Linked DNA regions of Homo sapiens: region 2 is linked to region 1. A link is an interaction called in ENCODE POLR2A ChIA-PET data of the cell type or tissue named here. Cell type or tissue: A673. All regions are shown on one strand. Links, peaks and the distances in the headings refer to the core of each region. The heading gives the core; the rest is flanking DNA.

Region 1 (5,435 bases), core at 1,156-3,655:
GAAGCAATCTGTCAACTAAATGCTTTAATAAACTTTCATACAGAATGCTTTATTTCCCCCAGAAAACTGGGTTTTCTGTTCCCAAAGGCGGATCACTAAGATGCCTCTTTTATTCTGTGTAACTAACTTATTATCATTTCAACTAATATAGTTGTAGTATGTATGTATGTATGTATGTATGTATGTATGTATGTATGTATGCATGCATGTACTGAGACAGAGTCTTGCTCTGTCGCCCAGGCTGGAGTTCAGTGGCACGATTTCAGCTGACTGCAACTTCTGCCACCTGAGTTTAAATGATTCTTCTGCCTCAGCCTCATGAGTAGCTGGGACTACAGGAGCGCGCCACCATGCCTGGCTAATTTTTGTATTTTTAGTGGAGACAGGGATTCCCGATGTTTAACAGACTGATCTGGAACACCTGATGTCAGGTGATCCGCCCGCCTCTGCCTCCCAAAGTGCTGGGATTACAGGCCTGAGCCACCGTGCCTGGCCTGTTGTAGCATTTCAACAGATCTAACATGGTGACCGCCATGGAGTTGATTTGTTGTTGTTGTTTTCAATCATTTGTATGGCATATATATTCAGGGCATTTAAAAATAGAAGTTTCTAGGTTGGTGAGCACATGAAGGTTCTGGAAGGGTGGCATGCCCTGAGAGGGCATGAAAGCTCTATGCCCCTTCCCACATACCTTGCCCTGTGCATCTCTCCCATTTGACTGTTCCTGAGTTGTGTCCTTTATAATAAGTCATGACAAATCAAGTGTCTTAACTCCTTTTCATAATGCTTTGGAACTTGCAATACGTCTGAGAGAAATTCAACATGTCTGTCTGTATGAAATTGGTTGGTGCCAAATGGTAAAGCTGAATTGCAAGGATAAATTTGATTCCTTAGAGAGGCTGAAAAAAAATAAAGGGTTCAGACAGTCCCAGTGCTATCTGCCTGTTTAACTGCAGTTTGTCAGGAATCCACTGGTGATGTGGGAGGCACAGTTTGTCTTTAAAGAAGTTCACAAACTCTTCAAAAGGAAAAACAACCAAATTGAACAGTTCTCTGTGAAAAAGTCAGAGGGAGTTTGGAAACAAACCTTAACCAAACTGCCCTGTGTGCTGGCATCTACTGAAGTGTTATACTTATAGAAAGCCCTTCCAAACTGTTCTGTTCCCAACCTATAGAGGAATTAGTCAAATTTCGCCAGTGAGTGGATAATTCATCTATTGGATTAAAGTATTTGCTTCTTGGTGCCATACATAAATCTCTAGGAAACTCAGAAGATGTTGTTCAGTTATTTCAGTAAGCAATTAAAGATGAGTTGTGTCGTCAGTATAACTTATATGTTCAACTGTATGCTTGCTGTGAACTTGGCTATTTTCTATTAGTGAAAGCAGAGACTAGAGAGAAGCAGAACTCTACTTCTTAAGAAAAGTACGATTGCTCTGGCTCCAACTTTGAAAACGGATTGCATTTTTACATCGATTCCAGTCTTTCTCAGAAAATTGGTTTCTCAGTGACAGATCTGATGTTTCTGCTCTGTCACTCTCCACCCAGGTTCTGTTTTTTAAGATCAAAGCAGAGGACAAAGCTCTTGTAAAGATGAGCTTTTGTTCTGAAAATCACCTATGCCAAAGACACATTTTTCCAATTAGGCTGACATATTAAATATCTCCTCTTTTAAACATATAACTAAAACGTAATAATAATAATAACTACCTGGGAAGACAGTTAAATGAACTTGTTCATTTTAATTTTGTGATTTATTAATTTTAAAACAAAATTAAACTAAGTATTCAAAAATAAAATACAGAAGCAACTAATCTCAGTCATTATTGATCTCAGCATATTCACATTTAAAGAGAATGGTGGGCAAGATAGCTATACATTCTTCATTTTTATTTTTGTGTTTGTTTGTTTCAATGATAAAAACAGATGAGTCTATTCTTCTAGATACCAGAAATTGTTATAGCACCATAAACTGGAAGTTATTAAAGTTCTTAATTAATTGAACAGCTTTTACCTGTAACACACTCTAGATGAATCTCATTTTAATTTTCTTTATACTACCTGTCCTTTGAAATAGAAAGTAAATAATATTCTCTTGGCAACTGTTTTCCCTTATTAACTAATTATGATTATATTTATCCAATATTTATTGGACTTTTACCACATATAAAGTACTGTGGTAGACTCTGACAATACAATAGTAAATGAGTGTGGTAGGCTCTGACAATACAACAGTAAATGAGATATGTTCCCATCTCCATAAATGAATATATGGATTTTTAGAAATGGTAACTAAGTAAGCAGGATATCAGAATAAGAGACAAACAGGATAAAGTGAAAATATAATTCTGAGGATACTTTTGAACTCTGCATTGTAGTTTTGTCCTTGTTTCATACAATATCCAGATATCCATGTTTATTTACTATTAAATGATGAAAAGAATCAAAAATATGTGACTCATGTGAAGACAGATGCCAAGGGCAAAAAACCAACCAAACCAAACAAACCTGGACTTTTTATTTTATTATTTTTTTAAAGTGCTGCTTTCACTGATTTTTTTAATATAATTACAACAAAGGTAATCTTTGCTTATACAGAGAAGAATATTTAAGAGAAAAAAGATGATAAATTTGAAATCAAGAGCCAACTTATTAGAAAGTTCAGTGCATCTGTCTTGACATTCAATTAAATGTCTAATTTGAATATTAGATTTTTTAAAAAAGCATGCCCATTATTGAAAGCTCAATCGAAATTAGCCAAATTCTTTAGAATCTTTAGAGATGCTTAACATAATATAATATTCCTGTACTCAATGAGAATATTTCATAATTTTTGGCTTAAAAATTGAGCATAATCTATAGCCTAAAAATGTAATGAAATGAAAGTAGGTAGAAGCTACCCACATTTGCAGTCTTGGCTGTGTCCTAGGCTCCTCTTGATGGGCATTGCTCATATCTGTAGCATACAAATACTTTTACAATAGGTAGATTGGCTTCAGTAAGAATGTTATAATTTACATAGTTTTTTTCTTATCTGAGAAGATTAATTTAAGGTTTTTTTATTTGCAGAGGGCCAACCTCATGTAGTAAATTTTTCTTTTCACAATATTTCTCCAGCTATCCTCTTTTTCTTCATTATCATCAGATACATAGCTTTTCACCTAATCTAATTCAGAAATTGCAGTGTGTGGTCATTTCATATTTTCTGTCTTTCTTCCCTAATCCATGAAAACCAGCATCCAATTTAAATTCTTAAAACTTAAACCCGACACAAACACTTTCCTTATTTGAAATTATATAAAAGCAAACAAAAATCTCAAATTACCCCATTCCTTCCATAATTAAATGCGTTTTTCTCACATTGACAGTTCATGCTTCACCCACCAATTCTTATTCTGCATTCACTATCTGCTCCCAATACCTTTTCTGATAACCAAATGTTTCACTGAACACCCATAGTATTATTTAGCTTCAATATGGTATCAATAATGGCTAACATTGTCTCCTGGAGCTTTATATATACCAGGCATCATCCACAGTATAAAGTAAAATAAGGGTAACTTTCATAATATTAAAGTTCTGCAAATAATAAGAGACAGTGCCTGGCTTTGAATCATTCTTCTCCATTACTATATCTTACCTTATTTTATAATTATTTATTCAGGTGAATTAATTTTCCTGTTCCTACTCCCCCATCTGATTGTTAGTTGTAACAAGTAGAGATTGGCTAACCATCTTCAAATCCCATGCCATCAATATTTGAATATTTATTAACTCAATAAGACTAACACAGATGTATAAATATATAGAACACAGGTGAAATAAAACCACATGTGTAAATGTTTACACCAATACTAATTAGAATTAATTATGTTAATTAAATACTTCTTTGTGATGCAAAAGAGTAATTCTACCAGTGTCACTTAGTTATCTTGATATTATTCTTTACAGTAAATTATCAAAATCTGAATTTCCTAAATGTGTTTATTTATAATACAACAGATATGAATTAGTCTAATCAACCATAATTATAGTGAAAATTTGAGCATGTCAAAGAATATATGCAATAGTGTATTGAATGATTATTACAATAATAAGCAAACTAATTAAACTCTATTCAACCAATTTTTAAAATCACATTAGAACCTTAACAAATAATGCTTCTCTTGTTGACAATTATGAGGAATAATGCTTTCATTTATTTAAACTAGTCATTTTTGAGGAAAGTATTAAAAATAGCTATTACCTATGGACTTACAATGTTTATAGTGTACAATTCTGAGTCCAAGAAGTCAGACTAACGTATTATATTTTCTTAGAAGTTGTGAATTAAATAAATCGTGTGAAAGAGCTCAGAGAGTGATGAGGTTATAACACTGGGGCTAATACCAAAAAGTATCCCAGACAATTTTTAAAAAATTATTATTATTATTATTTTAAGTTCTGGGTTACATGTGCAGGATGTGCAGTTTTGTTACATCGGTAAACCTGTGCCATGGTGGTTTGCTGCACCTGTCAACCCATCACCTAGCTATTAACCCCAGCATGCATAAGCTATTTTCCCTAATGCTCCCCCCACCATCACCTGCCGTCCCTCGACAGGACCCAGTGTGTTGTTACCCTCCCTGTGTCCATGTGTTCTCATTGTTCAGCTCCCACTTATAAGTGAGAACATGCAGTGTTTGGTTTTCTGTTCCTGCTTTAGTTTGCTGAGGATAATGGCTTCCGGCTTCACCCATGTCCTTGCAACATTCTAAGAAAAAATTTGAGGTAATCTTTTACATTTTCTTTTCAAATGCTCTAAGAATTCCAGTACAAAGGATCCAAACCTGAAGATACTTCAAGAAGTCTTTCATCTACTATCAGTTACAAAACCCGAATTTCCAAGATTTTTTTTTTCAAATTTATCTTGACAAAAACACCATCCCTGGCATTCAACAAGGATGGTAGATGGTTAAATATACATTCAGTATTTTATTGGAACAACATAAATACCTTATAGCCTGTAGTTCTTTACTATTGTTCATTTTGATCTCTTACACTACCTGAGCTCTACCCTGCTCATTTTATCACTCTTTTTTTATGCATTTAAAATGAGATTTCTCCAATTACTAGGGATTTCTAATCTTTTTACATTATAAAATAATATCTATTGACTTCAATAGGAAATACAAAGTTTGTCAATCTTAAGTGACTCTACCTCACCAATAAAACAGTTTTGGGGAATCGTTATATATATCAATTTCCTTTTGGAAAATTAAGTCACCATGTTACACATGATGGTAACTTATACAGTAAGCAAAGTATTTACTTTTGAATAAACCAATATTTAAGGCATTTGACTGTGCAACAACTTTTTTCTTGCAGTATATATAATAACATCTTATAAACCACTGCTTTTTAAATAAAATATGGGAGAGGCAGAGACAGAAGGT
Region 2 (3,722 bases), core at 1-2,500, 140 kb before region 1:
GCGACAGAGCGAGACTCCGTCTCAAAAAAAAAAAAAAAAAAAAAAAAAAAAAAAATTTTGTAGCGATAGGGGCTTATTACCTAGGATGGTTCTGAACTGCTGGCTTCAAGTGATCCTCTCAACTTGGTTTCCCAAAGTACTGCAATTACAGGGTTGAGTCACCATGTTAAGTCTATGTTTATTTGTAATATTTGATATTATCAAATTACTGGATATTTATAATACATATGTAATTTCAAACTGTAGTAATAAAATGAATACCTGAGTACATACCACTTAATTTAAGATCTTATCATTTTAATATCTCATCAAAATAGTACAAAATACTGTAGAGAAATGAAAGCATAATGGTTTTATCAATTTTTGTTTCTATAAAAAATTACCTTGACTGGGTAATTGATAAACAATATAAATTTATTGCTCACAGCCCTGGAGGCTGAGAAGTTCAAAATCAAAGTGCTGGCAGGTTCAGTCTGATGAGAGCTCTGCCTTTGCTTTAAAGTAGGGAGGGACCTTCTTCCTGCATCCTCACATGGCAGAAGGGGTAAACTGGCTCCCCTGAGCCTTTTTATAGGGCATTAATCCCGTTCATGAGGATGGAGCCCTCATGACCTAATAACCTTCCAAAATCCCCACCTCTTAATACTATTCCATTGGTCATTAGGTTTTAACATGAATTTTGGGACGACACCAACATTCAGATTATAGCATATACATATTTGAATACAAATAGAGTATTCATGACACAGTGTTTGAATTTTGAATCCTATTAAAGAGACTTCATTATGTTTAATTGGATAATCAAATACAAATAAAGCCTATAATGTATATGGCAATTGTTAAGGGATGAATGTGTCCCTTACAAATTTATATGTCAAAATATGGATTCTAAGCCCCAGTAATTTGGATTGTAATTGTATTTGGTGATGGGACTTTAGAGAAGCAATTAAGTTAGAATAAGGTCATTAGGGTAGACATTAATCCAATATGATGCATGTCCCCATAAAAAGCAAAGATTAAGGCAAAGGCTCGCAGAAGAAACACAGCATGGAGATGTCAGGAGAGGACAGCTGTCTACAATTTAGAAGCAAGTCCTTGGAGGAAACCCGCCTTGAAATTGGGACCTCTAGCCTCTAAAATTGTGAAGATAAATTTCTGTTGTTTAAGCCACCCATTTCGGTGGTACTTTGTTATAGCACTCTTAGAAAACTAACACAGTAATCTTAGCCCTGTCAAATACTGACATGTAAGTATATTTCAAAAGACGTACATCATAGCCATAGAGCACTCACTATAAAATGAATATTTGTGTCCTTCCAAAATGCACATGTTGATATCTAATCCCTAATGATGGTATTAGGAGGTAGGGTCTTTGGGAGGTTTACTAGCTCATGAGGGCAGAATCCTTATAAATGGGATTATTAGTGCCCTTATAAAAGAAACTTCAGAGAGCACCCTCACCTTTTACACCAGGTAAGGATGCAGCAAGAAGAGGGCTATCTATGGACTAGGAAGATGGCCTTCACCAGAAAGTGAATCTGCCAGCACCTTGATCTTGGACTTCCAAGCCTCCAAAACTGTGAGAAATACATTTCCATTGTATATTTCACTCAGTTTATGGTAATTTTCTTATCGTAGGCTGACTGGACTAAGACAGAACATGTACTTAGATTTTCAAAAGCAGTGAGCTGGTATTATCCTCTATCATACCATAGTTATTTTTGCTTGTTCCTCAGCCAAATAAATTTGAAACATATGCATAACTTTAGAATGTCTTGATCTTTTCTTACAGGCTTATCTCAAACATTTTGCCTAGAATTCCCATTATTCATACCTTCTTAGACTTCAGTTACTGGCAAGATCTAATAGCAGCTTCCCCTCATGGCAGTTGAGCTTTACTTTTTATCCTGGGCTAAGGTTCCTTAACTTTCTATGTGAAAGAGGAAGTTAAAAAAAAAGTCAAAACTACCACCAGATTAAATGACTCACATTAAGAGACACTTGATGAAGAGGATTTCCAGAAACATAATCAGGAATTTTATATATATATATATATATACACACACACACACATACTATATGTTCTTTGCACAATGGTTAAAATTGCGTGTTTTAGTTTCAGACATTTCTATGTTCTAACTGTCCTGTCACTTAGCAGCTGTTGATTCTGATCCTATTTGAACATTAGTGAAAGCTGCCATAAAGAGGGTTAACATAATGCCCATTTCATCCTCATGAGATAGAGTTTGGCATATAGAAATAACTCAGTCTTAAGTATTTACTAGTAGTTCTCAGCATACTTCTTGTTTTAACTTCTCACTGCTGTTGGCTAGGAGTTTCACTGAGCACAAGTGAATAGAAAATATGAACTTCTCTGGCAATCATGTATCAGGCAGCTGGCTTGATGTTAGAGATAGATATGTAAGAGAGAAGACCACTAAACACTCTTGCATAGTAGTCAATGGGGATTAATGAGATTCATTTAAGTTTGCACTGTTTAAAATATCACTAGTATTTATGTAAATTAGTAAGATCCTGAATTTGAAAATAAAACCAGAGGCAGCAGTAAATGTTGCCTTTCATTTTTCCTTTTCTAATCTTCAAATAGAAAATCTCTATTTGATGAATTACATAGTTATTAAATGTAGGAAAGGTAAAGCTATAAATCCAAAGACTCATTCTGTATTGAAAGTCTTTATTGAATGTGGAATTGGGTGTCTTTATGACCACTGTCACTCCACTATGGTGGAGATTGAAGACTGCAATTGAAGAAATGTCAAATACAGTACAGGATCTCTCCTTGACCTCCTCTTTCCGGTGAAAAATTATGTTGCTTTCTTGTGAGGTGAAGTTACTTATAAAGTTAGGTATAACTCAGAAATTTCAAAATTGGAATTTTAAAGTGAAGCTAGTCAAGCTGAGCAAAACATAAATCCACCTAGTCTCTGCTCCCCTCCCTAGCCTAACCCAATTTGAGATGTATGATTCATTCACAATCATGTGATATGATTTCAAAAACACTTTTTTTAAGTTAGAAAATATAGTCTTTCTATTCACACTGCATTGGACTTTCTGGAGTGTAGATTCTTAAAGGATTAATAGGCAGTCGAATCATTCAGACTAAGGAATCTGCAATGGAGTTCTACAATCAAATAAATCAATCTTTGGAGTATTCTCCTCTGCCAAATAATGATGTGAACAGAGCTTTCTCTCCTCTCAGGTTAGATCTTTAGTATTCATTTTTATAAATCAGCAATAAGAAGTTACATATTTTAATTCAAAATAATATAATTTGTCATGTAAATATGATCTAACAAGGAATATACTGAACAAAAGAATTACAAGACCTTAACGGAGACAATCATAAAATTTTACTGAAAAATATGTAAGATGAAAATTAATGGAGAGACATGTCATGCTAATAGGATGCAGATTTGTTAGGTAATTTGTTATCCGTTTGATTTGTAGCATTAATGTGAATAAAGTAAAAAAAAGTTATAAAACATATATGCTAGAGATGGCTATCAAAAATGTGAAAAGTAAGACAATGGTGTGAAGAATAACCTACTAGATATTCATACATTATTTGTGTAGCCTCATTGTTTAAAACAATGTGGTTGGTGCAGCAATATCTGTGTATAACAATAAGGAAATTTTCAGACACCTGTGAAATTTTTATATGATACTAAGCTGCTATTGCAAATGAGTGGGAAAATAAGAAA

The links. Peaks named below come from ENCODE experiments on the same cell type or tissue, not always from the same donor. Only the 100,000 strongest peaks of a DNase experiment are listed, where the experiment ranks them.
Region 2: POLR2A ChIA-PET joins it to region 1 with 5 read pairs; 2 of 35 experiments call an interaction of 5 or more read pairs at or near these places.

What each region holds. Positions count from the first base shown.
Region 1 is chr4:116,190,073-116,195,507 of GRCh38, reverse strand. It overlaps the pseudogene TTC39CP1. Among named protein-coding and RNA genes, the nearest start is that of MIR1973, 110 kb to the left of the region's middle. In A673, for the core only: no CTCF peak of the experiment used is centred there; no DNase peak of the experiment used is centred there; H3K27ac peaks cover 2,500 bases.
Region 2 is chr4:116,326,661-116,330,382 of GRCh38, reverse strand. No RefSeq gene overlaps it. Among named protein-coding and RNA genes, the nearest start is that of MIR1973, 29 kb to the right of the region's middle. In A673, for the core only: no CTCF peak of the experiment used is centred there; no DNase peak of the experiment used is centred there.